3 separate regions of the Homo sapiens genome follow, and regions 2 and 3 are each linked to region 1. A link is an interaction called in ENCODE POLR2A ChIA-PET data of the cell type or tissue named here. Cell type or tissue: Caco-2. All regions are shown on one strand. Each heading gives the region's core, and the rest is flanking DNA. Links, peaks and the distances in the headings are about the cores only.

What was found. Peaks named below come from ENCODE experiments on the same cell type or tissue, not always from the same donor. Only the 100,000 strongest peaks of a DNase experiment are listed, where the experiment ranks them.
Region 2: POLR2A ChIA-PET joins it to region 1 with 6 read pairs; 3 of 35 experiments call an interaction of 5 or more read pairs at or near these places.
Region 3: POLR2A ChIA-PET joins it to region 1 with 5 read pairs; 3 of 35 experiments call an interaction of 5 or more read pairs at or near these places.

What each region holds. Positions count from the first base shown.
Region 1 is chr16:1,336,416-1,346,206 of GRCh38, reverse strand. BAIAP3 (BAI1 associated protein 3) reads right to left here. Exons shown (of 34, transcript NM_001199097.2): 2 at 7,527-7,667; 3 at 7,218-7,305; 4 at 6,963-7,043; 5 at 6,604-6,711; 6 at 5,226-5,285; 7 at 5,012-5,078; 8 at 4,718-4,913; 9 at 4,341-4,385; 10 at 4,144-4,221; 11 at 3,924-4,026; 12 at 3,573-3,680; 13 at 3,393-3,488; 14 at 3,191-3,294; 15 at 2,694-2,814; 10 more. The coding sequence starts at 7,657. Among named protein-coding and RNA genes, the nearest start is that of BAIAP3, 7.7 kb to the right of the region's middle. RefSeq lists enhancers at 2,594-2,643, 3,550-4,098, 6,989-7,838 and a silencer at 2,834-3,293. In Caco-2, for the core only: no CTCF peak of the experiment used is centred there; a DNase peak (open chromatin) is centred at 3,016; H3K4me3 peaks cover 1,340 bases.
Region 2 is chr16:693,656-704,470 of GRCh38, reverse strand. It overlaps FBXL16 (F-box and leucine rich repeat protein 16), which reads left to right. Exons shown (of 6, transcript NM_153350.4): 2 at 7,052-7,698; 3 at 8,548-9,056; 4 at 9,395-9,479; 5 at 9,774-9,837; 6 at 10,048-10,815. The coding sequence starts at 7,066. The coding sequence ends at 10,196. Among named protein-coding and RNA genes, the nearest start is that of FBXL16, 6.7 kb to the left of the region's middle. RefSeq lists silencers at 3,593-3,692, 9,043-9,162 and enhancers at 3,585-4,414, 8,723-8,772, 8,793-8,962. In Caco-2, for the core only: no CTCF peak of the experiment used is centred there; DNase peaks (open chromatin) are centred at 8,590, 9,010 and 10,100; H3K4me3 peaks cover 2,371 bases.
Region 3 is chr16:1,664,408-1,675,222 of GRCh38, reverse strand. It overlaps CRAMP1 (cramped chromatin regulator 1), which reads right to left. Exons shown (of 21, transcript NM_020825.4): 14 at 10,085-10,166; 15 at 9,046-9,150; 16 at 8,623-8,801; 17 at 7,823-7,888; 18 at 7,030-7,261; 19 at 6,058-6,222; 20 at 4,414-4,559; 21 at 1-1,342. The coding sequence ends at 1,178. Among named protein-coding and RNA genes, the nearest start is that of JPT2, 8.5 kb to the left of the region's middle. In Caco-2, for the core only: no CTCF peak of the experiment used is centred there; no DNase peak of the experiment used is centred there.

The sequences.
Region 1 (9,791 bases), core at 726-4,725:
TGCGCACGAGCTCCACATTGTTGAGGACCACGCAGAGCTGGAGGAGGTGTGGCCAGGCAACGATGGGTCCGGGGCCTGGTGATGGCCCCCCACCTCCTGCCGGCTCCCCTCCCCAGCTGGTCACTCACCGCCTCGCTCACTGCTTCACCGGCCGCCCCTGGCTGAGTGTCCACCTTCTTCCGAAGCAGCTCCGTATAGAAGAGGGTGGCCTCACACACGTCCTGAGGAGGGGATGGCGGTGGGGAGCCATGGAGCCCTCCCCTGCCCCATCTCCTCTCCCACCCGTTCCCCTCACCCCCAGGGCCCACCCACACACCTGGCCAAGCTGGGTGCCCAGCCCCTGAGCCTGGGCAGGGTCAGGCCACGCCAGGCGCACCCACAACTCCTGGATGTGGCTGAGGCAGAGACCAGCAGTGGCTGCGGAGCTGCTGTGCCTGGAGGAGGCGTCCACGGGCTCCAGCTAGGGAGGCAGGGGAGGCTGGGTTTGCTGGGGAGGCAGGGGAGGCTGGGGAGGTGGGGGAGGCGGGGGTTGTGGGGGAGGCTGGGGTTGCGGAGGAGGCCGGGGAGGCTGGGGTTGTGGGGGAGGCTGGGGTTGCTGAGGAGGCTGGGGTTGCGGGGGAGGCTGGGGTTGCTGAGGAGGCTGGGGTTGCTGGGGAGGCTGGGGTTGCTGGGGAGGCTGGGGTTGCGGAGGAGGCCGGGGAGGCTGGGGTTGAGGGGGAGGCTGGGGAGGCGGAGGAGGCTGGGGGTTGCTGGGGAGGCTGGGGTTGCTGGGGAGGCGGGGGAGGCTGGGGGCCTGGACCAGCCCCAGTGTCCTCAGGCCAGGGCAGCTGTCACCGTGTCCATGTCCACGGCTCCCTGAAGCCTCCACTTGGCCTGGTCCCTCAGCACTTGGAACCAGAGCTTCACAGCAGGCAGGAAGGGGGCGTGGATGCCAGCCAGGGCCAGAGAGCGGCTGTCCCTGTGGTGGGAGGGTTGTGAGGGCTCGGCCCTGACTCAGACACCTTAACCAGCACGTTCCAGGCTCACAGCTCCAGGACCGTCCCCCTCACAGGTCCTGGGGCCCTGGTCCCAAAGTCTGTCTGCAAGAGATAGGGACGGGGCACCCACCGGCCAGGGATGCTATCCCAGAAGCGCTGGAGGTCAGCCAGGGTCAGGTAGAGCTCAAAGAGCCCCGAGGCCACCTCCAGGGTCATCTTGGGGCTCAGCTCCTCCGTCAGCACCCACGCCTCCTCAGCCACCTGTCCGGGACAGCAGGATCAGGCCTCCAGCAGCAAGGAATCCCAGGACCGTCCTAGCCAAGGGCATCTGCCCACTTCCCCATGCCTGGCAGGCACCCGGGGTCAGGGACCCTCCTCACCAGACGCTCCAGCTGCCGGAAGGTCAGGGTGAAGACGTCCACATTGAGGATGCTGCAGAGCAAGGGACACACCTCATCCACCTGCGCCCCACCTGCAGGCCCTGTTGGCTCCGACCCCAGCCCCAGGACAGCACTGAGGGGCCAGGCCCACCTGTGGAAGAGGCTGGCGTACACACTGTAGCAGAACTGAAGGTCATCATAGACGGCGTCAGCCAGCACAACCAGCCCAGGCAGGCGCTGTGGTCCTGGCTGCAAGGAAGCCTAGCTCGTACCCACCTCTCGGCTGCCCGTACCCCTCATGGCCAGGGTCCCCCACAACTGCACCTGCTCTCGGGGACTCTTGTCATTCAGGATCCTGTCGTACCACTCACGGTTGCCTCTCTGCAACAGACACCACCAAGACAGCATGGTGGATTGCAGGGAAGAGGAAGAGGTGGGCAAGAGACCGTGGTGCAGAGGTGCAGGGGACGGGAAGGCAGGGAAGGGGAAGGGAGGGCTTAGCAGCCGGCCTCCACTGGGCTTTGGAACACACCTTCAGGGCCGCAGCAATGTCCATGTTCAGCTCCGACTCGAAGGGGCAGATCTCAAAGGAGGGTTGGAAGAGCTGCAGCTTGCCCAGACACCTGGGTGGGGGCAGCACGCTGACGTGGGGCCTGCCCTGCCAGCCGCCCCCACCCACGCTGACACGCGGCGCTGCACCCACTTCAGCAGCAGCTCCAGGCGGTGGACAGCGGTGCTGTTGGTGGCAGGGAAGTAGTCTCGGAGCTGGCGCAGCAGCTGCAGCCCGAACTCAGAGAAGGCGGAAAGGCTATCAGCCAGGCTCTCCTCCTGTGGGGACAGGGCCCTTCAGTGCCAGCAGCCCCGACCGGCCACTGATGAGGAGAAACATCCTCCCTGCCTTGGCCCGCAACACCCTTCCCCGGGCATGGTCAGCCCAGCTCTGCTCTGAGCAGCACCCTCCACAGGCCCAGTCGGCCTGTCCCAGACGGCCTGTCCCAGCCTCGGTTTCCACCCACGCAGCTCACGTAGGGCCTGTGCCCCTGCAGTTCCCACGTCCGTCCTGCCAGGGCCGCTCCCTCCTGTCGCTCAGATGGGCGCCACCTTGGCGGCTTTCCCCAGCCCTGTCCTAAGTCCTGGCCGCCCCCCGAGGTGACTCCCACGAGTCTCCCGTCTCCTTTCTGCAGAGCGCTGGCTCTCGCCCACGTCATACAGTTTGTCCATTTGTCTTTGACCCCCACGCGGGCAGGACTCTGCCCCTCGCCGACCGGCACTGAGCGACCCCAGTCCCCAGCACTCCCTTCGCCATGGCTGGCAAGAAGGTCCCGGCTGCACCCACCTGCTCCTGGGGCAGTGAAGGAGCCTCTTCCCAGTGTGCCTGCATGTCCTCCAGCAGCCCCAGCAGGTAGCTGTAGTCCAGCGTGCAGGTTTGATGGTGGCGGCTGCTGACCTGCCAGTGCCTGTGGGGCCCGGCCCATGGTCAAAGGGTATGAACCCCGCCCCTGCCATGCCCACTCAGCACCGCCTACAGCACTACCCCTTTCTCTGCCCCACCCAATCAGCACTGCCGCGCCTACTCATAGCACTGCCCCTTTCCCTGCCCTCCAATTAGCGCTGCCGTACCTACTCATGGCACCGCCCCTTTCGCTGCCTCACCTACCCGTAGCACCGCCCCCTTCCCTTCCCGCCCAATCAGCGCAGCCCCACCTACTCAGCACCGCCCCTTTCCCTGCCCCACCCTCCCAGCCACGACATCCACTCACCGCATGGCCCCCGATGCCCCACTCGCTCACGCCCGCCCACATTCCCCGCCCACTCGTAGCTCCACCCACTCACAGCACGGCCAGCTGCAAGGGTGACAGGTTGCTCTGGGCTCCGTGCAGGCAGAGGATGGTGGCGGCTGGTGTGCTGAGCTCTCCTCGCCAGCTGCTGGAGTTGGGCTGGGGGAGGAGGTCTGTCGTGGGTGGAGGCGGGACAGCCCCACATCCCCTCCTCAGGCCCCCTGCCGGGCTGTTCCAATCCTAGGCGCACCCACTACCTCCTCTGCTGAGTGCTCCAACCGCAGCAGATGGCTGAGCAGCAGCAGGTGGGACAGGAAGCCGGATCGCCCGCGCTGGCTCATGGCCGTATCCCTCTGCAACGCAGAGCCCACCCAGTCACCAGCTCTGCCCCCGCCCCAAGGACGGGGGTGGAGGACGGGGACGCCCACTTTCCCCACCTGCGTAGTGATCAGCTTGAGAACCAGGTGGCAGTGTCCCTGCACACGCGAGGCACTGGAGCGTGGCTCCAGCTTGAACCAGCGGTCGACGCCAGCCACAGGCACCTCCTGGGGGTAGCATGGGGGTCAGGCCCACCAGACTCCTCCCCCTCCCCTTCCACACTGACTCTGTGAGACCCTGGAGAGACCACATGGCCTGGGCTTCCCTTCTCCGGGGAATGAGGGTGACAAGCGCACTCAGTGGAGGCCCAAAAGCAGGAGCTTCTCCAGGCAGTGCCCTGCCCCTTGAAGGCTGGGACACTCCCCAGGCCCTTCTCTAAGTGTCACCAGCCCCACCCCACACCCACTCACCCGGACAGGTATGTTGAGGCACCCCAGGAAGTCATCGGTGTGGTCCTCGGTGGGTCCTGCTGTCCCGTTTGCGCGGGCTGACTTGACGATCTGTTTGAAGTACCTGGCCACCACAGGTGGTGAGCATCACGCTGATGGCTCCTGGGGAGCCACTGCCCGCCGGGCCCCATGACCAAGCTGAGGGCACGGGTGATGGGTAGAAAGGTCCCAGCAGTCATACCTGCCCATGCCCTTCAGGCCGATGACTTCATTCAGCTTCCTGCACGCTTCTACCAGGGATACATCGTCGTCATGATCCCTGGTGGGGACAGGGGAGGACCTGGCTTGTCTGGAGCCCGCAGCCGGGCCCTGAGTCCGTCCTGCTCCCCCGCAAAAGGTGTGCATCCCCGCCGCCCTGCATGGCGCAGGGGCCTGTACCAGATGTCCAGGTGCAGCTGGTCCGTGCTCACATCCTCAATCTCGCTACAAGGAGAACAGAGATGCCCATGAGGGTCCCCGGCGAGGCTCTGCCCAGGCCGGGGTCAGGGAGTCCAGAAGCAGCAGGGACCAGGCCACAAGCACCCGCTCTCCAGACAGGCTGTTCAGGTCCAAATCCTGATCCCGCCAGGTGTTGCCAGCCGTGTGGCCCCGGTGGCACAACGCCCATCTCTGGGCCTCAGTTTTCTCCTCTGGAAAGTGGGCACACGGCCCCAAAGAGACCGGGAGCTGCTGCGAGCCACCACCCTCCAGGCACAGCCCAGCTCTGGACCCCAGGCAGAGCCCCCCTCCCGCACCCAGACGGGCGAGGGCCTCACAAGAGGAAGTGCTCCTTCCAGACGGGGTTCAGGGTGCTGCTCTTCACCTCGGTGACCTGGATGCACTTGGCAGGCAGGGGTCCACCGCGCTTGCTGCCCTTGCGGAAGCCGAAGCGCTGCTCCTTCTGTGCACGGGGCTCCCGCGTGGCGTCCGAGGCAGGCAGGATGCCCAGCATGCAGTATGGGTCGCTGAAGCCTGGGCACGGCAGGCGTCTCAGCCCTGGCCCCACGCCCTCTGGCCCTCCATGGCCGCCAGGCCTCGGCGCAGCCGAGGTCTGCTGGGTCCCCACTCACCGTTGGGGTCCTTGGCCAGAAGGTTCTTGGCACGCATGACAGAGACTTTCAGGGCATACGTGGGGGCCTGTGGACAGAGGGGCGTGGGGGGCCTGGTGAGGCTGAGCTGCCCCCCAGATGCCCTACTTAGCATGGAGGTGACAGGGCCTTGCCCCGTGCCCCCGCCACGCAGGCACGTGCTGGTCAGTGCCTGCCCAGGCAGTGGCGGCCTCACCTTGGCCTTCCTCACTCGCTCGATGGCCTCAGTGTGCTCCTCAAGGCTGGTGCCAAACACCTGTGGAGGGTGGCTGGGTTGGCAGGGCCTAGGCAACCCCTGAAGCGAGGCTGGCCACTGTGCTGGGACCTCGGGCTCAGCCCGTCACAGACACCCAACCTCAGTCCTCACGGGTGCAGGGTTGGGGGAAGCCTGGGAGGCAGCGGCAGAGGGTTTGTGCCAAGGGGCCTGGGCATGCCCAGAGATGGTGGGTGTGATGAGGGCCACGCAAGTGCATGCGTGGGAATGGGGGCCACGGGAGGACAGGGGAGTTCAGAGCACATGCAGGTGGAAGCCGGGAGCGTCCTTCGAGGTGCGTCTGTCAGCCTATGTGCATGTATGTGTGTGTGTCTGTGTAGACATGCAGCCTGTGTGTGTCTGTGTGCACCTGCAGCCTGTGTGTGTGTGTGCGTGTCTGTGTGCACCTGCAGCCTGTGTGCGTGTGTCTGTGTACACCTGCAGCCTGTGTGCGTGTGCATCTGTGTGCACCTGCAACCTGTGTGCATGTCTGTGTACACCTGCAGCCTATGTGCGTGCATCTGTGTGCACCTGCAACCTGTGTGCGTGTCTGTGTGCACCTGCAGCCTGTGTGCGTGTGTCTGTGTGCACCTGCAGCCTGTGTGCCTGGGCATCTGTGCGCACCTGCAGCCTGTGTGTGTGTCTGTGTGCACCTGCAGCCTGTGTGCGTATGCGTCTGTGTGCACCTGCAACCTGTGTGTGTGTCTGTGTGCACCTGCAGCCTGTGTGCGTGTGTCTGTGTGCACCTGCAGCCTGTGTGCGTGTGTCTGTGTGCACCTGCAGCCTGTGTGCCTGTGCATCTGTGTGCACCTGCAGCCTGTGTGCCTGTGTCTGTGTGCACCTGCAGCCTGTGTGTGTGCGTGTCTGTGTGCACCTACAGCCTGTGTGCGTGTGTCTGTGTGCACCTGCAGCCTGTGTGCGTGTGCATCTGTATGCACCTGCAGCCTGTGTGTGTGCGTGCGTCTGTGTGCACCTGCAGCCTGTGTGCGTGTCTGTGTGCACCTGCAGCCTGTGTGCGTGTCTGTGTGCACCTGCAGCCTGTGTGCGTGTGTCTGTGTGCACCTGCAGCCTGTGTGCGTGTGTCTGTGTGCACCTGCAGCCTGTGTGTGTGTCTGTGTGCACCTGCAGCCTGTGTGCGTGTGTCTGTGTGCACCTGCAGCCTGTGTGCGTGTGTGTGTGTGCACCTGCAGCCGTCTCTGTGTGCTGTGCACGGATCGGGGAGATTCTGCATACTGTTTGGGTGATGATGGTGTCAGTGGGTGGGGAAGGGGTTGAGGTGGGGAAGCTGTCAGGGTCTGGGTCGGGGTCAGGGTGGGCTGACCTGCTGGAGATAGCTGAGCAGGGCCTCCTCGTCGTCCACCTGGTCAGGGCCCATGGTACCCGCGCGGTAAAGCACCGTGTACAGGGCCTCCTCGTAGAGCATCTCCACCTGCAGGTGGGGGAAGGGCGGCCACAGTGCCGCGTCCCAGGCCCCCAGCCCTCAGCAGCACCTCCTGTCTGCCTGAGCCCAGGCCCCACCTCTGCCTCTTTGCACCAGGAGCCCCTCCGCTCCTCACTCACCCACCCACTCACCCTGGCTCTCTGCCATCACCAGACCCTGTGCACACAGTAGGTGCCTCTAAACGGCTGAGGGAGCAGCCGCTGCAGACGACTGCCCCTGGTTCCGACCCCCACCTTTACCTCCTCTGGGGCCAGGGCTCTCAGGCCGAGGCTGGGATCCACAGGCTCCGGGGGTGCTGGCGAGCCACTGCGCAGGGGGACCTGTGTGTGGGGCCCAGGGTGAGGGCTCTGACGGCAGGGAGAGCCCCAGGCCTGCAGCAGGGAAGACAGGTGGTGCCCCAGGAGGTGGGAGCGAGGGCAGGAGGGAGCGGGGAGGAGCAAAGGGGGAGCCCCATGCTGGGCTGTGGTATCGGGCCCTGGGGGTGGCACCCTTACCTCGAGGCACGGCAAGCCCTGTCTGCCTTCCCCCTTCTTCAGCATGAGGCGCATGTGGGCAAAGAACTCCACGCCATCCCCGGGTTTCCTGGAGAAAGAGCCGGGTCAGCTCACAGCTCTCAGCACGCTGGCCCCTGCCTGGGACCCTCGACTCCAGGGGCAGGAAGGGCCATGTGACATCCACAGTGTGGCACAGCTAACTGCAGACCCTCCTTCCCGCCCAGGGGTGCTGGGGCAGGGGCGGCCATGTGTGAAGTCTGGCGGGAAATGGCCCTGTGGGCGTGTGGGGCTGGGCCCCTCGGCACCCACCAGGCCCCCGTGGCAGGCTCCTGCGGGTCGGCGCTGGCACTCCCTGGGTCCTGCTCAGTCCTGCGGCGGAAGGACGGGCACACCTGCACCTGCCTGAGCACGCTGCTCTTAATGTCCAGCAAGGTCGACATGGCGGGTGACCTACAGCAGAGAGCACAGCCCGCAGCCTCAGGTCGTCCACTCAACCCTCCGTGCACCACAGCAGGCGGGGGGGTGGGGGGGTGGGGCGGGAAGAGGTGGGGCAGAGGCCTGGGAGCTCACCCACAGCCTGGATGGCGCTGGGCACCTGGTCAGGCGGTGAGGGCTCCTGTCCCCACACCTGCTGGGTGACCGGCTAAGTCCCTGCGCCCCCTGCAGGGCGGCTTCAGGGAGGAGGTAGCAAATGCTGTCAAAGGCGGGGCTGGTGCCCACCCAGAGCTGGGGGTCCATCAGGGACTTATGGGGTCTCACTGGCGAGGGAGGCGGTTGCCACACTCGCCCCCCACACCCCTCCCCGCGACAGCACAGCAGGAGGCGCCTGTTTCCTGGGGCTGCATCAAGAGGACCAAGATCTGGGCCACAGCACTCAGCTCCCCCAGCCCCCGTGCCGACTCTGGGGCCAGGACGGATGCCAGGTACCCAGCTCTCCTATGTAGGAGGTAAAAACTCGCCAGAACCCTGACATCCTGGGTGGAGGATGCCCATGTGGCCAGGAGGCCCTGGAGGGGACTGCCTGGGGGTCCTCGCTCACCAAGCACAGCGGGGGTCAATGCCCCCTCCTCACCCCAGGAGCTGGTCAGCAAACCTGAGGTGGACAGTAGAAGGTGGGGGGCAGTGTCCCCACAAAGCAGGGCCTGCTCCCCATAGTTGGTACAAACGAGAACATGAAGCGAGCCGGGCCCCGCTGGAAAATGCCGGGTGTAGGGGCTACAGTTCCCTCCCAGTCCATCCAGCGTCAGTTCCCCTCATGTTGCCATGACAACTGAGCCAACCTGTCAGCCTCCTGCTTGGAGCAGCAGCAGCAGCAGCAGCCCAGATGTCACCGCTGGGACAGAGCTGCCCTCTGCCAAGGCCCGGAGCCTGGGCCCAGGCAGACCCGGAAGCCCCCTGGAAGGCCCCACCCACTTTTTGTTTTGTTTTGTTGAGATGGAGTCCAGGCTGGAGAGCAGTGGCATGATCTCAGCTCACTGCAGCCTCCACCTCCAGGTTCAAGTGAGTTGCAGTGGCGCAGTCTCCGCTCACCGCAACCTCCGCCTTCCAGGTTCAAGCGATTCTCCTGCCTCAGCCTCCCAAGTAACTGGGATTACAGGCGCCCGCCACCAAGCCCAGCTGATTTTTTTGTACTTTCAGTGGAGACGGGGTTTCGCTATGTTGGCCAGGCTGGTCTTGAACTCCTGACCTCAGGTGATCCACCAGCCTCGGCCTCCCAAAGTGCTGGGATTACAGGCATGAGCCAGCACCGCCCAGCCCACCTGTGTCAGGGAGGAAGGCCGGGTGGTCCTGCCCTGCACACCCCCTTCAACAGGGGTAGGATGATGGCTAAGACACCGTAGCCTCCTGAGACCCTCTTCCTCTGCATGGGTGCAGGTGCAGACCCTCCACCTCTGCACTGCCTCTGCCCCCCAGCAGCCCCAGGGAGGTCTCCTCCCCGCTCCATGGAAACTGTCCCAGAGCCAGGCCACCTCTGCCCCACCACAAGAGAGGTACCCACTCTTGGGTTCCTGTCCCAGCCTTGCCGGCCTCTGATTTCTAGGACACCGCGCTCCCCCAGCCCCCCGGGGTCCTGGCCTTGCTGTCTGGGTCCCTTCCCTTGCCAGTGCTCCCTCATCCACCTGCGGAGGGTGCCTCCGGGCTGGGCACACTGGCCCTCGCAAAGGGCATAGTCATTCTCACGGGACAGGAGAGGAAACGAAGACCAGCAGGTTCTACCGCCCACTCAGGCTCTCACGGACAGTTGGCCCTGCATGCCAGGCCAGCTCCCCACAGTGGCACTAGACTCATAAGCTCAGTGGGCAGCGTGGGGGCCTGAGCACACCATGCCAGTGGTGGGTTCCAAACGGACTTTGTCGAGCCAGCTCCCGGGCCCCTGCTGTGTCTGTGGGGGTTCAGGGTCACCAGCCCCAAGCTATACCCACACCAGCTCAGACACCATTCCCGGATATCTCGTCTTGATTCCAGGGTCCCTGCCAGCCCCCGAGCCCTGGGTGCAGGCTCTTACGGGACCAGACCCTAGAGCTGAGGACAGGAAGGAGGGTTTGCGTCTCCCACCCTGTGAGAGGCAATGCT
Region 2 (10,815 bases), core at 6,618-10,617, 650 kb after region 1:
GGGGAGGGAAATTCAAGGCCCAGCTGCAAACATCGCTGTGTGGGGGAACCCTAGGACTCACTTGCCCCACTCCCTGCCCCCTGCCACCCCAACTGCCCCTCATCTGGGGCCAGACCCTTGAGTTCAGCCCCTCCATCGACAGACTCACTGCCTCCAGCTCACACCCACTTCCGGGGCGGCTGGACGAGTCCTACCTCCCACTGATGAGAAGGACACAAACAGCTTCCTGTGTGGGAGGCACGGGGCCCTTGAACCAGCTGGACATGGACCCAGGAAGCCTTGTGTTGCTGAGAGTTAGGGATCTCCCACCCAGGTGGCACTGTTCAGCCACCCGAAGACCCCATCTCCTTGCATGTGGGCACCCACTGCTGTGCCTCCCATGACTGGATTGGCAGTGAAGGGAGCTCTGTGGGTGAGCAGGTGACTGAGCCTTCCCCACCAGTGGTGCAGGAGGAGTCAACGGCCAAACTGGCTGCAATGTGTGGGTTCAGGCCTCATTCCTTCACTGGGCAGGAAAGAGGGGTGATGGTTAGTGGCAGCTGCCTGGAGCAGTAGGCACTAGGGGCCCAGGCCTCGCCTCTGAGGGTGCTCATGCTCTTCCGAGCAGGGGCTGAGATGAGGCCTGGATCCCAGCACCCACTCCCCAGGGTGTCCAGCTTTCAAGGCTGAGCTGCCCTGGGCTTGACCATGGGCCCTCAGTCTGCTGGGGCAGCAACACGGGTTTCTCTTGAGGCCACGTGCCTGCTGCGCCATGGTGCCCCTCCTCAGAGCCCCTGGTGCACCCCCAGAAGCATCTCAAACTGGGGGCGGGAGAGGAGCTCTGCCGCTGTGCCACGTGCCAAGTGGCAGGGACGCGGGTGTGCCTGCGTCACGGGGCTGCCACGGAATGTGTCAGTCTGCACCCTGTCCCCAATCCCCAGCCACCCCAGCTGTCAGCCAGGCTCTGGGGCTGCCACTGCAGATGGAGCCCGATGTGCATTTCTCTGGCCACCAGGGCCCTGCCCAGCTCTAAGGCCCTCTGCAGGCAGGGCTCAATGGTCCCTGAGGTTCTATGAGGGCTGAGTGGTTGGTTAGGCTGTGCCCCAGTCTGGTGCTGACAGAGATGGGGGCACCAGAGATGGGGGAAGAGACCTTCAAACTGGGGGCGCTGAGGGGTGAGGAGGTTTCCCAGGCATGTGTCCAAAAGGATGTCCCAGGGGTGGGCACGCGGTGTGCAGCCTCTGCAAGGAATGCAGCGCCGTGGCAGGGACCCTGCAGGATGAGGGCAGTACTTGGAGAGACCACTAGCCCAGGGCCCAGCAGGAAGGCATCGAGACCCCATGAGGCAGAACAGGGCAGAGCGAGGACCCTGTGAGGTACACCTGGCAGGACCCAGGTAGAGGGAATCAGCCAGCCCCGGGGCTTTTGGAGCCAATCCTAGCTCTATGTAACTTCTGGAAAATCCGTCTGCAAGCTCTGCTTCCCCACTCCTAGTTAGGCAGTGTGTGAAGGAAGGACTCTGGCCGGTCAGAGGAGGGGTGCGTGTGGTGCCAGGGAGAGCGGGGCAGGAGGACCCCCTTCCCTCTCTTGGCTCAGGCCAGATGGTGGAGGACGGGCAGCCACTTCCTCAGCCCTGCAGCTCCTGAAGAGAGAGCCAGCTGAAAAGGAGATGGGCCCTCCTCATCCGAAGGCTCTGTGTATTGCAAGGCCCACCCCAGCCCTGGGGTCTTGGGAGCCCTCTCAGTGACTCAGGTACCAACCTAGTCCCAACCCCAGAGGCCACTCTCCCCGCGGACACTGGCCATGGCACGATCCGGGTTAATTTCCCGAGCTGTGCCTTCCCCGCTGACCGGCCTCTTCCTAAATTTGACCAATCCTCCATCAGCCCTCCGGGGGCCTTGGCAGCTGCACCCCTTTCTGCGTGACTGAGCTAGCGGAGCCACATTCCGCATTCATTCATTCGTTCCCTAATTCATTCATTCCGCGAACATGCAGAGGCCATGCACGTTGGTGCTGTCTGTCCTCAAGAGTCCTCAGGCCAGGAGGAGAGACACCAGGTGGACAGTGATGATAACCCATGTGATTGCAAGACCCTGGAGACGCTTTCTCAAGAGCTGGGGGTCCCGGAGCAGGAGGCAGGGGCGACCTCGCACCAGGAACTGAGGGATGGAGGAGAAGAGCTTGCAGGGCTAAGGCAGGGAAACCCTGCCAGGCAAGCAGGGGGAACGGCGTGTGCCCAGGCAGAGGAGCAGGGGAGGAGGAATGGCATGGCTGGGCTGTGGCATCAGGGCTGGGAAGGGGCCGGAGCTGAGGTCTCCGGGCTCAGTGACTTGATTCGCAGAAGAGGCAGCTCCTGCGGGGCCCCCACATGGCCGTCTGGGAATGGTCAGCCTGGATGCTGTACATGTACATGTGGGGACCCCCAGGAGCACCCAGGCCCCACCGTGCTCCCTAGGCTCACTCTGGCCACACGCTTCACACTGCGTCCCCTGGGGAGGACACAGAGGCCACGGCCACCTCTCCCCAGCAGCTCCCAGGCCAGGCTCAGGCTGCTGAGGACAAGACAGCTGAGGTGGGGCCACCTCTCTCTCTTTCCCCTGGGGTGAGCCCCGGAGCCTTGACAGGATTCCACTTCAAGCTGAGCCAGCACCACAGGGGCTGAGGCTGAGGATGGTGCAGGCATGGCCACCTTTTTAACAAGTCTCTTCCCCGTATTAGCACCCGGGCTGCTTGTCCCTAAAGGGAGAGGCAGTCCCTAGCAGCCCACGCAGGTCGTCCGAGCCCCTCTGGGTGGAACGAGGGCTCTCACAGTCGCCAAGCAGGAAAGGGGGCTCTGTGAGCCATGGGAACCGGCTCCTTGGTGACCGTCTGGCTGGGTGGGTGGGGCCGGGCCCAGGGCCAAGCAGAGGGGCCCTTGTGTGAGCCCCCAGGGACTTCTCGCTGAACGGGCAGAGAGACCCCAGTCTCCAGTTGAGCTCAGCTTTCTCCCGCAGCGCCCATGCCTGGGCCAAAGTGTGTGGCTGTTTGCATTTTTGAGCTACGGGGTGGGGGATATTCGGGCTGAGTCAGTCAAGCCGGGAGTGTGAGGAGCAGCGGGGGCCGGCAGGAACGTGGACGCGAGATTGGGGAGCAGTGGGGCTGCCTGTGCGGGGATGCAGCTCCCACCAAGCACACGGGTCGAGGGCTGACCACAGGCAGAGCAGCGCCTTCTGGCAGCGCTGCGGGTGTGGATGAGGGAAGCCAGGCCCCGGACCCATACCCAGACGGCCGCTCCTCAGCCTGTCCCCTCCCTCCTGTGGGCTCTCAAAGTGCGGCTTGGTTTCTCCATCTCGACCCTGAGGCCTGGAGGTGGGGACGGGACTGTGGGCGCCGGCAAACGTGAGCTCCCGAGCGGGGCGGGAAAGGAGCCCCGCGAATGCCTCCCCCAGCCCCGGCGCTCCACGTGCAGGCCCATGACTGGGAGCGTTTTCAACCTAAATCGGCACTGCGCCGGGATTATTCCTCCCCTGGCGCCGCCCCCGCCGCCTCCTCCGGATCCTTCCCGGCTTCTCCCCCACTCTTCGCCCCCGGGGCCCCTCCCTGCTGAGCGGGGGCTGCCGGGATTTGGGATTGCGGGGCTGCCCCGACCCCGCAGCCGTCCGCGGTGGAAGCCAGCCCGGGCCTGGCCCTGAGCGCGCGGCTGGGGCGGCCGCTGTCCATGGTGCTGGCGCGGGTGGCGCGCCGGCCGGCGGGGTCTGCGGAGGCCCAGGCGTCCCTGGCGGGGAAGGCGGCGCTTCCGGGTCTGGGGAGCGAGGGTCCCCGCTCTAGGGGCACGGAGGATATTTAGACTGGGGCGCCCGTGGGCCTGGTGCTGCCGCCTCGGGCGCCGGCATCCTGCGATATCCCCTCTCCCCGGCTCTGGGAGGGAACCGAGGCAGCCCCGCGCCAGGCCTCCCCGGACACCTGGGGCAAATTCGCTCCTCAGAGCCTCGTGTTCCTTCCCCAAACCTGAGGTAGCGACCCCTCCACCCCTAAGGGCGGCCGTGAGGTCGAATCATGTGCCGACCCCAGCCGGCCCTTGCAAACGTTGTGATGTCGGCCTCCGGAGGCCGCGCCTTCTGATCATGGGCACATGATGGGGGTCACCGGCTGTGGGTGCCTCCTCTGTGGAGGGCCCGGCCTCACCTTCCAGGACCCGAATGATACTCTGGGGAGGGGGAGATGGTACAGAGGGTGGAGCTGGGGCTCCTGCCATTAGGGCAGGAAGGACTTTAAACCCAAAGCTGGGTTCTCAGCCACGAGGGCCACGTGTTCTGGCGAGACCCCTGGTCCCGGCTCCGGTCTACACCCCCTCCCCAGATGTGGACCGGTGGCAAGGCTGGCCCTGTCTGGGGCTTGGAAGCCAGTGTGGGGACCTGCTGCTGGGAAGAGCGGGGCAGGACCTCCCACTGCCTCCCTGCCTCCCTGCCTCCCCTCCCCCCTGACCAGATTATGGGGAATGGGCTGCGGGCCTTGGGGTTGCAGTGCCGTCCGAGACCCCGCCACTCTCTGTGGTGGAGCAGGCCAGGCCCTGTAGCCCCAGAAGGGACACTCAGCCAAAAAGATGTGAGCCATCCTCTTCCTGAGAGTCTGCATATTGCAGGGCCCACCCCAAGCGTTGGAATCTTCGTGGGAGACTCTCAGACACCCCCTTGGTGGCTCCAAGAGACCTTCCAGTGAGGCTGTGGCAGGAGGGGGCAGGGTGGGCTGGGAGAGGCTTTGGCCCCTCCTCTGAGATTTTGGGGCAGGAAGGCAGGACCTGCATGAGGCTCCAGGCTTAGTCCTGGAGTCACCTAAGACCGGGGAAGATGCATCTTGCTTTGCCCTGGAGTGTGGCCGTGGGGCTCAGACATCACTCTCCCAGACCTTGCTATGAGCCACGCACTGAGCTCGTTCACTTTGCAATGCCCCAAGGGAGCAGGTACCGTCACCTCCCCAGGCTTCAAGGTGAGGAAATTGAGGCTCAGAGAAGGGAAGTGGCTTGCCAAGACCACAGAGCCAGGGTGGGGCCCATTTCAAGTCCAGGGCGTGTGACCCCAGGGGCTCTACCTCCTCCCCGGATGTCGGGGTGGGGGCGGCAGGAGATCCGAACTGTGGAGCAGATGGTGGCACAGTGAGGGTCCCACCTCTGCTTCTTTCCGTGGCTGTGCCCAGTGCCCCCTGCCACCCACTTACAGACTGGAGGCCTGAGGAGGGTGCCCGGGACTGCTCCCACTCCACCCTGTGCGTGGATGTCGCTGGCCTGAAGATAACCTCCGCATGGCCTTCCTCAGCCAGCTCTGCCCGAACTTTGGCTTCACCACTTATCTGGCCATGACCTCGGGCAGGCAGTTTGCCCAGCCTTGGCCTCAGTTTCCTCATCTGTGCAGTGGGTACAGCTATCACAGCATCGTTCTCATTGGGCAGAAGATTAAAGCGACAGCTTGTGTCCAGGGCTAACCATGCTGGCACCACAGCACACCCTGGGAAGATGCCCGCCCTTTCTTTGCATGGATTCTTTTTTCTTTTTCTTTTCTTTTTTTCTTTTTCTTTCTTTCTTTCTTTTTTTTTTTTTTTTTTTGAGACAAAGTCTCACTCTGTTCCCCAGGCTGGAGTACAGTGGTGTGATCTCGGCTCGCTGCAACCTCCGCCTCCTGGATTCAAGTGATTCTCCTGCCTCAGCCTCCCAAGTAGCTGGGATTACAGGAGCCTGCCACCAAGCCCGGCTAATTTTTGTATTTTTAGTAGAGAAGGGGTTTCACCATGTTGGCCAGGTGGTCTCAAACCCCTGACCTTGTAATCCACCCACCTCAGCCTCCCAAAGTGCTAGAATTACAGGCATCAGCCACTGCACCCAGCCCCTTGGGTAGATTCTGAGCCAGGGAAGCTCCTGTGCATGTGGAGGGTGGCTGCAGAGTCAGCACCAGAGCCCCTCCTGAGCGCTGTGCAGTCACCCTGCAGGGGAGGGGCCAGAGGCCACCCCAGACCCTTCCCTTCAGTTCCCCTGGCCTGCCCAGAGGGGTGGGCCTGGTGGGTACCTACAGTGGACGGCACAGCAGAGAGGTCAAGAGAGCAGTCCTGGCCTCACCAGGTCCACCTCCATTTTCTTCTCTGTAAAATGGCCATCATGGTACCTAAGTGCTAAAAAGTGTCGGCGTTTCTTCGCCTCACTGGGCAAACAAAAAGGTTTCCGGTCAGGCACGGTGGCTCATTCCCATAATCCCAGGACTTTGGGAGGCTGAGGCGGGTGGATCACTTGAGGTCAGGAGTTTGAGACCAGCCTGACCAACATGGAGAAACCCCATCTCTACTAAAAATACAAAATTAGCCGGGTGTGGTGGTGGGCGCCCGAATTCCCAGCTACACGGGAGGCTGAGGCAGGAGAATCACTTGAACCTACGAGGCAGAGAGGTTGCGGGGAGCCAAGATCCTGTCTCTGCACTCCAGTCTGCGCTCCAGGCAACAAGAGTGAAACTGTTTCTTTTTTTTTTTTTTGAGACAGAGTCTTGCTCAGTTGCCCAGGCTGGAGTGCAGTGGCGCAATCTCGGCTCACTGCAAGCTCCGCCTCCCGGGTTCACGTCATTCTCCTGCTGCAGCCTCCCAAGTAGCTGGTACTACAGGCGCCTGCCACCATGCCCAGCTAATTTTTTGTATTTTTAGAAGAGATGGTGTTTCACTGTGTTAGCCAGGATGGTCTCGATCTCCTGACCTCATGATCCACCCGCCTCGGCCTCCCAAAGTGCTGGGATTACAGGCATGAGCCACCGCGCCCGGCCGGAACTCTGTTTCAAAAAGAAAAAAAACAAAAGAAAAAGAGGGTGTCCATGGGCAATGAAGGTTGGGCTCAGTGCATACCGTAGGTGCCCAGTGAGTGCTGCCAGTGGCCATGGTTGGCTTCCTGTTGCTGCTCACAGTCTGGGAGGGAGAAGCAGGCACTCCCATCCTCTCTGTCTGGTGGTTCTGGGAGCACCATAGGGACGCCCAAGGAGGGAAGGAGCCCCACTGCACCCGCCCCCAACCCCGGCCTTCCAGACTCAGCAACAGACTCACTCCCCCTCCCGGCCCTCATCCACAGAGCGTGCCAGGAAGATGTCGAGCCCGGGCATCGACGGCGACCCCAAGCCTCCATGCTTGCCTCGAAACGGTCTGGTGAAGCTGCCGGGCCAGCCCAACGGCCTGGGTGCGGCCAGCATCACCAAGGGCACGCCAGCCACCAAGAACCGCCCCTGCCAGCCACCACCCCCACCCACCCTCCCACCACCCAGCCTGGCTGCTCCACTGTCCCGGGCTGCCCTGGCTGGGGGCCCGTGCACCCCGGCAGGTGGACCAGCCTCAGCCTTGGCACCTGGGCACCCAGCGGAGCGGCCGCCGCTGGCCACGGACGAGAAGATCCTCAATGGGCTCTTCTGGTATTTCTCGGCCTGCGAGAAGTGTGTGCTGGCCCAGGTGTGCAAGGCCTGGCGGCGCGTGCTGTACCAGCCCAAGTTCTGGGCAGGCCTCACGCCGGTGCTGCATGCCAAGGAGCTCTACAACGTGCTGCCTGGTGGCGAGAAGGAGTTCGTGAACCTGCAGGGTTTTGCCGCCAGAGGCTTCGAGGGCTTCTGCCTGGTTGGCGTCTCCGACCTGGACATCTGTGAGTTCATTGACAACTATGCGCTCTCCAAGAAGGGTGTCAAAGCCATGAGCCTCAAGCGCTCCACCATCACGGACGCAGGCCTCGAGGTGTGCACCAGGCTCGGGGGGGACAGGGCTGGGGGGCAGGGGCGGGCAGCAGCAACCCTATGGAGGTGGGAGCGGATGGTGGCTTTGGGGTGGGAGGAAAGAAGGACTGACTACAGGGGACCTCGCGCAAAGCGAAAATGTGGGTCCCTTGTTCAAAGACACTCAAGATTTTCAAGATGGCAGCAGCAGGGCAGTGGATTAAATGCAGGGCCCAGGCCCGGTGGCTCAAGCCTGTCATCCCGGCACTATGGGAGGCCGAGGCAGGCCACTCACTTGAGGTTAGGCGTTCATGACCAGCCTGGTCAACATGGTGAAACTCTATTTCTATTAAAAATGCAGAAATTAGCCAGGCCTGGTGGTGGGCACCTGTAGTCCCAGCTACTTGGGAGGACACTGAGGCAGGAGAATCGCTTGAACCCGGGAGGCGGGGGGTACAGTGAGCTGAGATCATGCCACTGCACTCCAGCCTGGGACCTGGGCAACAGAGTAAGGCTCTGTCTCAAAATGATTGAATGAATGAATGAATAAATAAATAAATAAATAAATACAAATGCAGTGTGGGGAGGATGCGAGGGGGAGCTGAGGGGCAGCTGGGAAAGGATCCCCCAGGAGTAGAGGTCAGAGGAGCCGCCTGGCAGCCGGGTCTGGAGTCTAATTGTAACGCTGGTGCCAACGCCCCCAGCACCTGCCCTGGCCAGGCCCTGGGCTCTCGTCCCGATGCCCCGCCTCCTCACACACTGCCAAATGTTTTCAGGGTTCAGCTCCCTGCATGTTTACACCCTACTGCTTCCTCCCTGCGGGCTCCACCCCTTCTCCTGCAATCCTGACCCGGCGCCCGCCCGCCTGCAGGTTATGCTTGAACAGATGCAGGGCGTGGTGCGTCTGGAGCTGTCGGGCTGCAACGACTTCACCGAGGCCGGGCTGTGGTCCAGCCTGAGCGCGCGCATCACCTCGCTGAGCGTGAGTGACTGCATCAACGTGGCCGACGACGCCATCGCGGCCATCTCGCAGCTGCTGCCCAACCTGGCGGAGCTGAGCCTGCAGGCCTACCACGTGACGGACACGGCGCTGGCCTACTTCACGGCGCGCCAGGGCCACAGCACGCACACGCTGCGCCTGCTCTCCTGCTGGGAGATCACCAACCACGGCGTGGTCAACGTGGTGCACAGCCTGCCCAACCTCACCGCGCTCAGCCTCTCGGGCTGCTCCAAGGTCACCGACGACGGCGTGGAGCTCGTGGCCGAGAACCTGCGCAAGCTGCGCAGCCTTGACCTCTCGTGGTGCCCACGCATCACCGACATGGCGCTGGAGTACGTGGCCTGCGACCTGCACCGCCTAGAGGAGCTCGTGCTCGACAGGTGCGCGCCCCCGGGCCGCGCCGGGCGGGGCTGGGCCGGGCGGGGCTGCACGGGGCGGGGCGGGGCGGGGCTGCACGGGGCCGGGGGCGGGGGCTTCCGGCGGGGCTGGGGCTGTGGCGCGGCGGGCAGAGCCCTCGGAGCCTGGGGAGTGGGAACCGCAGAACCGCAGCACGGGTTGGCTGGACCCCCGTCCTTCCCGGTGGGTGGGAGCGAGGAGGGGCCAGCGGCTGCTCCGGGTGGGGCAGGAAGGGATTCACGCCAGGGGCACTCCCAGGAAGACGAGGGATGGCCGGGGCCAGGTGATTTGAAGGTGGGGGTCCCCTCTGGTGCAACCACAGGTGTGTACGCATCACGGACACTGGCCTCAGCTATCTGTCCACCATGTCGTCCCTCCGCAGCCTCTACCTGCGATGGTGCTGCCAGGTACCGGCTCTCACGCCCCGGGATTGGGGGATCGGCGGGGAGGTGGGGGCGCGGGGAGAGCTCCCGGCCCCACTCAGATCCTGGGAGAGTCTGGGGCCCCTCCCTATCCAGCAGCCGACCTAAGCGGAACGCAGGGGTCCCGGCGGCCCCCACGAGCACTTCCCAGCCGCCTCCCGGCTCCGGGGGGGACGGAGGAACCCCGGGCTTGAACCCGCCTAGCCCTCCATGGACCCCAGGGTGCCCTCCGCCTCGGTGCGAGCGGAAATCGTTAAGTCGCTCCTCCACTCCCGACAGGTGCAAGACTTCGGGCTGAAGCACCTCCTGGCCCTGGGGAGTTTGCGCCTCCTGTCTCTGGCAGGTGAGACCCCCGTTTCTGCTCTGACGCTGGCAGTGACCACCCACCCCCACTTAGTCCACCCGCCCAACCTGCCCGGTCCTTGTGCAAACTCACACCCGGCGCGGACACACAGTCCCGGGTCCGAGGCGGAGGAGGAGGGAGGCGCGGCCCGGCCGTCCCCGCCCGAGCCCTGGGCCGCGCGCACTGAGCCGCCCTCTGACCCCGCCGCAGGCTGCCCGCTGCTCACCACCACCGGGCTGTCGGGCCTGGTGCAGCTGCAGGAGCTGGAGGAGCTGGAGCTGACCAACTGCCCCGGGGCCACCCCCGAGCTCTTCAAGTATTTCTCGCAGCACCTGCCCCGCTGCCTCGTCATTGAGTAGCGCGAGGCCCCCGCCCCGGTCGCGGGAACCCGGCCATGACCTGGGCGGGGGCGCGGGGCGCCGCCGAGCCCCCTCTTCCCGCCTTGCGCTCGGGGGAGCCCCCGCGCCCCCGGCCCAGCGCGGGAGGCGGGGCGAGCCGAGGGAAAGCCCCTCCCCGACCTTCGGTCCCTCCGCCCTCCCAGCCCCGCCCCGGGCAGGGGGGCGGCGGGTGGGCCCGCCCCACGCACGCACGCACACTCGGGGACTTTGTGCATGCCCCTCGTGCCCGCACTGCACGCCGCCCTCCGCCACGCCACAGCCACAGCCGCCGCCATCACTCGCTCGCCCTCCCGCTTGGGGGGCGGGGCTCGGTCCTTGGGGGGGCTTTGAGCTCTCCAGACTGTGCCCTTACCGCCTTCCCCGCCACACCCGCTCTGTCTTCCCACTGTCCCCCCCATCCCGGGCAGGGCCCAGTGGGATTGAGGGGGCTGGGTCCCCCAGGACACGGGCCCAGAAGAGCCCCACGGGCTTCCTGCATCTTCCACCGCACCATACCTGGAGCCCTCCGAGGGGTGTCAGGGGAAACAGGCCACCGCCAAAGCCATGGCCCGCCGCCGAGAGCCCAGGCCCCACCCGCACC
Region 3 (10,815 bases), core at 301-4,300, 330 kb before region 1:
CTGGATGTTGGGCCGTCTGCAGTAGGAACGCTGGCCACCCAAGAGGGCGCAAGGAGGGAGACCACCACGAAGGCATATATTTGGTGAGGTCTGACCACATCCAGATGTCTGGGCCCTCACCTGGGTGTCCCAAATGGGAAGGAGACACAGAAGTCTCAAGGCAAAGGTATGCAAGGGACTGAACACGTATGTCAGGCACGCCCACACCAATGCCCGTGAGAGACACTTTCCCTGCAAAGGCAGGTTTGTCTCAAGTGCCAAACAGTCACACATCGAGTTTGAGAACTTATCAGGAAAGTCTTCGCTGTAATCATATTAGCGCCTAAGGGTCACCCCAGGAGGGAGAAATGACACCTTAGATCGCCTGGAAGCTTGCAAAGGGACACAGGAAGGAAACCAACTACAGAGGGGACTTTGTTCTTCCTCTTCCATGTCTCCTAATTCTTAAAACACAAGAAAAACATTTTCAACCAGCTTAGCAGGGTCCCATGTAAAGTCCACACAACCTGCATAGTACAGGACTCTTCCTGCCCCCACTCCCTGTTAAGAGTACGAACAAAACCTCTAGGGAGGGGAGGCACCAGCCCAGGGCCCCACGACTCCGCAGCAGCCCTGTGATCGGTATCCATGCTCTTGCTGCCTTGGGATGTGACACCACCAGGCATGAGCCCAGGCCACACCCAACTGTCCTGCCCGTTACAGTCCACAGAGGGCACAGCTGATGCATAGCACAGGTTTGGCAGAAAGCAAGCAGCAGGGGCTGGGGCCTCCCTGCAGAGAGGGAGATCACAGCTCCTAGTGCACAGCAACTACACCAAGGCACACATACTCCCTTGTCTCAGAAGGAAATGCCACCGGAATGTCCAACACAACAATCGAGGCAGAGCACAGGCTGAAATGGGATCATTATGCAGACCCTAACATGGGCCCAGGCGTGGTGAAGAACGGCTCTAGTACCACAGTGATTTCTAACGCTGGCCCTTGCCAAGAACTCATCCTAGTCTCCTTGGACGCCGTTGCCTGCTGCTCGTGGGGAAGCAGCTCTGTGACCACGTTCCTGCCCGTTGCACAGTCTTGGGTGCGGAGATGCCTCTGTTCAGACCATCTTCTGGGGCTGCTGGGCTTATCTATTTTTCTCTAGCTCGAAGAGGGCTTCATCCGCCACCAGGACGTGTGGTCACTGGGACAGGTCACTGACAGCGGGGCCGCCTCCACCACCATCAAACAGAGCTTCTCGGCGGCCAGGCTCAGCGATGGACAGCTCTTGGGCCAGGTCATTGAACCGAGAAATGTAATCAATGCTGTTTTCGTTCATCATGCACACCAGCTGGGAATCCACAACCTGCAGGAAGAGGAGACAGGAAGAACAAGTCACCGCGACCTGCTGGCCCTTCAGTGGAGGGCGGGTCCTGAAACAGGACGAGAAGCTCCTATCGACTCCCGCTGCAGGAAGCTAAGCTAGGGATGGCAGCCCAGGGCTCTGTGCAGAATCACAATCACCTGTCGTCTGCCCGCACACTCTTTAGATAAGTGCTCGCAGAGAGCCTATGATGTGCCTGGCACATCTGATGGCTGGGGTGAGGGTGCTGGTCCCCCCGCCCGCCATGAGACCTATGGGGGAAGACACCCAACAGGTAGACAGACTGTATGCAGCAGACACAGGCACTGGGGGCAGCCTGCAGAAACAGATGCAGAGTGAGGGGACAGAGAGTGCCGGGAAAAGGAGGCCAGAGAGGGTGCTCCAAGGACTGGGACCTGAGCGGGAGGTGGGGTAAAACCCGAGGATACGTGGGGGACACGTTTCCATCATAGACATGAGGACAGGTGGGGGACACATTCCCATCATAGACATGAGGACAGGTGGGGGACACGTTCCCGTCACAGACATGAGGACAGGTGGGGGACACGTTCCTGTCATAGACATGAGGACAGGTGGGGGACACGTTCCCGTCAAGAGACATGAGGACAGGTGGGGGGCACGTTCCCATCACAGACATGAGGACAGGTGGGGGACACGTTCCCATCATAGACATGAGGACAGGTGGGGGACACGTTCCCGTCATAGACATGAGGACAGCTGGGGGCACGTTCCCATCAGAGACATGAGGAGAGCTGGGGGCACGTTCCCGTCAGAGAAATGAGGACAGGTGGAGGGCACGATCCCGTCAGAATCCCAAGGACATGTGGTGAGGGCACGTTCCCATCAGTCCTGAGGACATGTGGGGAGCACGTTCCCGTCAGAGACATGAGGACACATGGGGAGTACGTTCCTTTTTAAAGAAGCAACAGGCATGTTCCCTGAGACAGGAAGAGGCTTTGACTGAAAAGCACGACCAAGGTGGTGGCCATGACAGAGTGAGTGAGGCAGCACAGAGCTGAGGAGACGGAGGACGGGAGGGCCTCGGCACCGGGATCTTGTCCCATGAGCAAATACGTAGAATGTGCCGTTTTCAGCGCTTATTGTCTGCGTCCTGCTCTAGAGTAGAAGCCTCATGAGGACAGGGGCCATTGTTTGCACACAGCAGACCCTGCAGAAATATCCCTTAATGAACTGCATGACACTGTGAATGCAAGAAGTCTGGAAAATTCTGAATAGAGCTATGGCGTAAATGAAATTTTATGCTTTGATTATGGGAAATGTCAGACAAATTAAAATTTGTTTTCAAAAGCAGAGCAAAGAGTAATTCTCCTTCCCCTGTATGTCCATCAGCAGCTCCCACCCGTTTCATCCCAGGGCCACCCAGCTCCACCCCCGCCCCCTTCATGCTAGCCCTACCACCAGACCCTTTCATCCACAAATGCCTCAGCCCATCCTTCCAGATGACGAGGACCTGCTGAGAAACATACTCACGTTCTGAGTGGAGGGCTCTCGGGAAAATCTCATGCTAAACGCTGATCTGCTCTTTCTGAAGGTGAACACGTTTGCATTACTCGCGACGGGCAGCGTTTCACAAATACTAACTGCACCCTTTCTCTGCTACTCACTCCCAAGTGCCATCTGTTGCCCAGGATTTTATTAAAGGTGCAAATTCTGATTGGGGTGAGGCTAACACTCTGGATTTCTGACTCCAAGGGGCTCCTGTCACTGGGCTGTGGCCCGTCCTTTCAACAGCATGGCGTGAGCATGCTGCCTCAGGGCACGTACGCAGCGCCCATCTCCACAGAGCCCAGCACTTAGGAACATGCGCACAAACAGGGGAAGAGACAGAGACTGGCTTCTCGGGAAACATCAGAGTCCAAGGTGTGCCCTGAATAATGATTCTGGGGCCAAACAGGTTTGAGAAACGCCACACACTGTGAGATGGAGGTCTACGCTATTAATTGTGTCTATGTGTATATTTGGCTAAAATTTCCAGTCATATCATGGCTTGGCTTGGAATTCTCCAAAGCCTGCCCATGAGTTCATCATCTCAAGAGTCACGATTCACATTCGGATACTGGGTAGCGGAGGTGTCCGTGAGAAACAGCTGTTTTGAGCTTTTTTGGATCCAGGGTGTCCCTCAAGTATCTACCCACAAAATCCTCAAGGAACACCTGCCAATGTCTCAACATTGTGGGGACTAGATTCGGGGAATGCTGCTCCAGGACTTTCACATGGGCTAAGCCCATGCGGATGATCTCCTGGACCTGGAGTTCCCTCCCTGTCCATAGAGCCCTCACCCGACTGCCCACACACCTGCCACTCTGCACTTTACGTCACAGTGAAACGGGCCTGTCTTCACCCTGCAAGCCTGACCTGCCCACGAATGCCACACAAACCATGTGGTGGACGCCTTGAGGGCTACAACCAGATGGCCTGGCCAACAAAGAGGGACGCTGCATCTCGTCAAAAGTGGAGAGTCACAAACCACGTTTCGCCTTCCCCTCAAGAACCTGCCCCAGTGACTCCTCCTATCACTACCCTGGGCGTGGGAGAAGCATGAGGACAGCAGAGCCCATCCCAGTTCCCCTGCACCGCAGCTCAACATGACAGGGAGATGCCACTCAAAGGTCCTGCTGTTAGGATGGGAGCACTGACAACACAACTGCTGCCACCACCCCTTACTCCTCCCTCCACAACACTCCCCGCACCTCAGCACCTCACAGCCAGGGAAGGAGAGGTAACATCCCCACTCGGCTCTGGCTGCCTTCAGAGACCCTGCTCTGCGCCCCAGACCAGGGTTTCCAGTTCAGAGGCCTGCAGAGCTCAGCTATGACTAAGTCTGTCATTCTGCATGTGGGGACGAGAGCCGGCCCAGCGTCCCCAGATCTCTCCATTCTCAGTAGTCAGGGACCTGAGTGTGGACGTGCTGTCTCCTGTTCTTCTACTCTTGGCAAACAGCTCTTACTAACCCACAGGTGTGCAGGAGAGTGCTGGCAACCTCTGGCACGAGGGTTGGTGGTCAGGTGCAGCTGTGAGGTCAATGCACTCACCTCTGCAACGTCAGCCAGGGACCTGGACACAAATGAGTCCCGCGAGTTTCCATCCAACAAGCTGGGGCCAAGCAAGGAAGTGCCACTGTTGGTCCCAATGGGAGTCGGCAACATCTTCCGGCTCTTCTCTGGGGAGATGAAGCTTGCTGCGGAGAAAAGGCCAGAGGAAAACACCCTGAACCCTGCTTGGTCTGGACCAGTCCAGCGGAAGGGTCCTGAGGCTGGGGGCAGCCAGCCCAAGCCCTAGCCCCGGCCCCGGCCCCAATCCAGACTTGTGCGAAGAGCTTCCGAGGGACTCAACACGCCGTGACGAGCTCTTCTCGTTTAACAGGCCTTCGTGCATACAGACATGCACCTTGTTTTCCACGAGTCCCACGGTCTCCCACCCTCACTGCCATCCCCCACCCCCATCACGGTCTCCCACCCTCGCTGCCATCCCCCACCCCCATCATGCTCTCCCACCCTCACTGCCATCCCCACCCCCATACTTTCTTCTCTGTGACTAGTCTCATGCAGGTTGTTTCCAACTTTGCTTTTAATTTTTTTTAAAGGCAGGGTCTCGCTCTTGCCCAGGCTGCAGTGCAGTGGTGATCATGGCTCACTGCAGCCTCGAATTCCTAGGCTCAAGCAATCCTCCCACCTCAGCCTCCCGAGTTGCTGGGACTACAGGCATGCACCCCCCACACCTGGCTAGTTTTAAAATTTTCTGTAGAGACAAGGTCTCTCTATGCTGCCAAGGCTGGTCTCAAACTCCTGGCCTCAAGCAGTCCTCCTACCTTGGCCTCCCAAAGTGCTGGGATTACAGACATGAGCCACCACGCCTGGCCTGTTTCCAGTTTTTCAAGATTTACGTGTGACTTTCCAAACATCTGCACTGCTACATGAGACAAAAGGAAACGCCTGCAGGGTGCTGGGTCCCTCAGCACCTCCCAGACCCAGGTCGCCCAACTGGTTCAGAGCTGTCAGGCATGGTACCCGCCATGCCTGATGTGCCCAGCCACAAGCCCTGGCCCCGTACAACTGTGGGCGGGAAGACCCCAGACATCCAAATGGGAGCTCTCTCTGGGCAGGCAACAGCAGCAGGGTGTGCCTTTCCCTGATACACCCCCTTCCTGCCACACTTGCTACCCAGTGGGCAAACGGGCAGTGGGGGAGGAGGATGGACACGTCCTCTGAACTCTCCGATCTATATTCAAGAATGTGCCAGGTGGCAGCTGGACCATCCACTTCTGAATACCTTACTGACCACAGAAAGAGAAGAGCCAAGAGAGTGCCAAGACACCAGTTTCCTTTTCTCCCCTCAAGAGAACCCAGTCGGGAGGGGCCGGGCTAGCTGAACAGACTGGGAAGGCACACAGAACCCAGCATCTGGGGTCACGGGAATGTTCTAGGTCTCCATTGGCTTGTGGGTTACCAGGCTATACATGCTTGCCAAAGCTTGGTGAACTGTACACTAAAAATGTGTACATTTTCCTACATGTAAATTACACCCAAAAATATTAACTCAGAAAAATACAAACACTTGAGAAGCGAACAAGCCAACAGTCCTAGTGGGAGTTTGAGTAGAATGAGAATCCAGTGTCCCGCAGACCCCAGCCCCTGCTGCCCTGGAAAAGGAGATGGGAGCCCTCCCCATACACTCACCAAACAGGCTGCTGAGCGAGGAGTCGGTGGAGTCACTGGGGTACCACTGGGGGTCGTGGGTGGGAGAGGCGATCCAGTGTGGCTGGGGGCTGCTGGACGGGGAGGGAAGGCTCTTGGAACTGTCACTGCCATTCAGTTTTGCTGGAGAAAGAGGGACTCCTTCACCTGCCAACCAAGATCCCAGATCAGAAACGCCTTGTTGCGGGGTGGTGAACAGCAACTCACTTCTCCAGCCCACCACGGAGAAGGCAGCAGGGCCGCAGGGCTCTACCCTGCTGAACCAGATGGATGGCATGGCTCGGCAGGTAAGGAGCGCAGCACCGCAGAACAGCTCTGCAGGGAGGCAGGGCGCAGCGGAGTGAAGGCGACGGCAGTAGCCACCACGGGTTGCACATGAGTCATCTCACGGCACCCACAGCAGCCCTAGGAGCTGTACCTTATTCTCAATTTACCGCTTAGGAAAGGGAGGCTCAGCAAGGTGGTGAGCTGCCCAAGGCTACATGCTAGCACACTGTGAACTCATATCTCTCTCAGCCCACAGCCTGGGTCGCGCCAGTGAACAACAAACCACTGCCCCCAGGAGCTTTGTCCCAGACAGCAGGTGAGACCAAAGCCCACAGGGCCCAGCCCAACTGCTTCACAAGCTGTGCAAGACCCCAGGCCGCCTGCTCAGGTTCAAGATCAACTAGGAAAACACTCTGTGATCCCCAGGCTGAAGAGCACCTGGGGGCCATTCCACTGTCTCGCCTGAAGGTCAGGAGCAAGCCTACCAGGCCATCAGCTGCCTCAGGTCCCACAGGTACCTTATCCACCTGCAAGGTCCCTGCTGGAGACAGGCAGCACCTTGTAGGTGACAGGTTTTCAATTCGTAAAAATCACAAAACTGGAATATCCCCAGGAAGTGTGGCAAACATTGGGGCAGGAGATCAACACCTGATGACAGGAAGGGCTGTGAGGCCGCCCTGCCCTTACCGTACTGACCGGAGCTGATGGCGATCTCAATGATGGAGTCGCTAATGTGTGTGGCAGGCTCGCCCTGTGACAGCGCATCCTCAGGTGGGCCGGGCAGGGAGATGTCGAGCAGAGCAGAGACGTCTGGTGGAGACAGCCGGGTGCTGGAGCTCTCTGACGAGGACAGCGGTATGGAGAGGCCATTCTGGAGAGGGGCCTTGGGCAGCTCAGATAAGGAGAGAACAGATGAGCCCTGCTGGGAGACAGGTATTTTTCAGACACAACCAGGTCTATCAGAACCCATGACAAGGGAAGAAACACCAGCTTACTCTCCTAGCTTGCAGGCAAATCAATAGGGTGATGAGCGCTGCAGTCACCTCATCCTTCCAACTCAGGAACACACTCGGGGAATTTATTTCTCCCAAAAACACTCACTATGGCAGAGTCAGAAAGTCAGGCTGCAGTGGCCTGGACCTGCTTTGACTGCTGCCAGAAAGAGAGTGGGGGCTGGGGGAGTTACTAGCTGACAGCCTCCTCCTCCCAGAAAGCTGAGTTCTTCCAGAGCGCTAAGTTCTTCCAGAGCTGGGTCTGAAACAGCCCACCTTGGAGAGGGGAGGAGGGAAGTCTGAGGTGGCGGACAGCCATATTCATTTATCCACCCTGGGCAGTCGGCACAGCAGGTGGAAGAACAGCAAAGCCACTGCACAGTCTAGGAGAGAAGCCGGGCCACTCCAAGACTGCAGGTGGCAGCTCAGGGCACTGGAGGGAGTCCTGGGGCAGCTGCTTTGCTCAGCAGCCCAAGAGCACACTCTACCTGGAAACTGTCTGCCACTGGCTCCTGCTCAGGCCTCGAAGGGATGCTGACAAATGGGTCGGAGCCCTGCAGGAAGAGCACGCCCATGAGCAGCCGCAGGGTGCACCAGATGCCACCCATACCCTCACCCGCGACAGAGTTCCAGAAAAAGAGGCGTTCCATCCCCCTGGCCTCCTAACAGCAGAGGGACAGTAAATGGACAGGGGTCTAAGGTCGAGAACACTGAAAGGCTACTTTCAGGTGTGGACCGTGTACTTCCAATTTTTTGTTGCTTCCAAGAGTGAAGTAAAGTCCTATCAGGAAGTCAACCTTGTGGCAGGCAGGGCTGGGCTCCCTGGAGTCTTAACAGCATCAGCCCACCCCACCCTCCTTGGGGCAGCTCTGAAGTGGCCGTGGGAGGCCAGAGAAACCAGGTGCTCAGAGCCTTGGAAAGGAGCAATGGCCAAGGCCATACAGGCTGCTCTCTTCCCAGATGAAAGAGATGCTCAGTGGTGTCCGAGCACAGCGCTGTGGGCTGCCACCTTGGTTATGGTCACTCTCAGATGGAGCTATGTTTCCACACCGTCTTAGCTCTGAGTTCTCCAGTGCCACATGGCAAGCCTGTCCCCACCTTTCGTCAGTGGCTCCGGAGGCCTCTCCTGCTCTGTACTACACAGAGTTTGCTTATGCCATGGCACCCCTGGTCCAGAGACTCTCCTCCAAAGGCAGAGCTGGAGTCCAGCGTGATCTCAGCCCCATGGCTTTGGCGTCCACACCAGAAGTTGGTGGTAATGCTGAAAAGCCCTTCTAAACATACTCACCCCCACGGTGGGGAGGGTGTCTCCATCCTGGTGAGTTCCAGTAGAGTCCTGCCCCGAGATGGCACCCGTCACCTCGTCTGAAGACAGTGGAGAGATGCCAGACAAGCCCTCGGTGTCCAAGGCAGGGAGGGGGTTCCCGGAAAGGATGCCGGCACTTGTAGCTGCTAAGTCGATAGCACCTGGCAACAAAAAGGACGCTGCACATCTCTGCTCTACTGACAACCCATAAGATGTCCCAAGAGGGCTCGGGGAACAGCTTCTCCCTCGCACCTCATGTCAATGCAAGAGCCAAGGGCTTAGATGTTCTTGGTGAAGGGTAATGAGACATTATGATTTGGAGAAGAAAACATTCAAAAAACCTGGTCACAAAAACATCCCTCAGAGGCTCACTCAGTGGCTGTGGCCATGCAGGTACAGACTTACTGGCCAGGTGACTCGTGGCCTGGGGTGGAAGGACCTTGGGCACGATCGGCCGAGACAGAGCTGCTTTGGTCAGAGAAGACTGGATGGGCCGGAACGAACCTCTCCCTGCGAGGGCGAGGGCAAAAGCAGACATGTCGAGCCCGCCCGCCATGCCCTCACAGCAGGATGTGGCCGCAGGGGGCTTCCTTTACAGCCACTGTTGGGAGTGTGGGAGCCGAGCCAAGCTGGAAGCCACTGAACATTCCAAATGCTAACATGAGGAGTCAGAGGTCACACAGGCCCCCAACGTGACACAAGCTCTGGCACCCACCACTGTGCCTCCCAGGAGCTACTGGAAGGCTGCGGTCACCACTGTCATCCTGCGGAAATGGCTCTTGAAGGGTGACAAGCCCCCAAGCTGAGGTACAGGCCCCAGGGCAGTCAGAGCATCAGATTCTGGACTAAGATGCTGCCACTGCAATTTGGTTTTATCTTGCCAGGCTTCCCACAGTTGAAAATTGACAAGTAGGCAAGAGAAAAAGCAATTGACAGCTGTTAAGGGTCTTGCAATAAGTCAGTGAGAGACGTGGAAGTCAACACTGGTAGAAAAGGGAAGTCACAGAGTATGTGTTTCACTAGAGGCTTCTCCCTGTGTAATATCTACCGCAAGGAGCCAAGGCCCCCACTAAATGTACAGACTGATGGAAGCATAATCCATACACCCCAAGAACACATCCATCCCATAAAACGGCTGACAAGACATTACACAGAGAGAGCAGACAAGAGACACAACTCTAACCAAGCCAAGCGCCTCACACAGGGCCATCTGAGGCCACAGACGAAGGGCACCCTTTGGACTAGCTGCCTCGCTGGACTAGCTGCCTCGCCCGCCACCGCAGCCTGCAGCCCAGCACATAGGGCACATTAGGTATTTGTCGGTAGAATGGACAAAGGAATGCCTGAAGATAGGCCATGGAAATAAGCACCCATTGTCTCCAAAGCCAAGGCCCTCCTGTGAGGAGGAGGGACAAGCTACCCCAGAAAAGCTCAGGGTCCTTACCAGTTACGGAAGAGTTAGACAGGATGGAGAAGGAACAAACGTTGTGGGACTGGTTTTCCGATGGTCTAGGGAGCAGTGTTCTCTGTGGGGAAAATGGTCAACAATCAAGGTGATGAAACTCCCATACCAAAAAATCACTCCCAGTTACAAAGGAATGTCCCAAGTAAGAGGGTGCCCAGCATAGCCAGGTGGGGCTTTTTCCAGAGCCGATGACACAGGGTACCTGGGACTGCTCAGACAGTTAGGACCCATGTACCCCAAGCTCCAGTTAGGTCCTCTCTCAAACAAACCCAGGTAATCAAACCCTCCCCAGGGAAACTGGAGGAATGTCAGAGTCATCCACTTTTTTTTTTTTTTTTTGAGACGGTGTCTTGCTCTGTCAGCCAGGCTAGAGTGCAGTGGTGCAATTTCGGCTCACTGAAACCTCTGCCTCCTGGGTTCAAGTGATTCTCCTGCCTCAGCCTCCCGAGTAGCTGGGATTATAGGCACTCGCCATCACGCCCAGCTAGTTTTTGTATTTTTAGTAGAGACGGGGTTTCTCCACGTTGGCCAGGCTGGTCTTGAACTCCTGACCTCAGGTGATCCACCTGCCTCGGCCTCCCAAAGTGCTGGGATTACAGGTGCGAGCCACCGTGCCTGGCCTGATCCACTTTTAATCCAGAACTTTCTTCTGGATTTGACTGGAATGCAACTAGTTATACAAACCTGTTTATAACCACTGGACATGGACT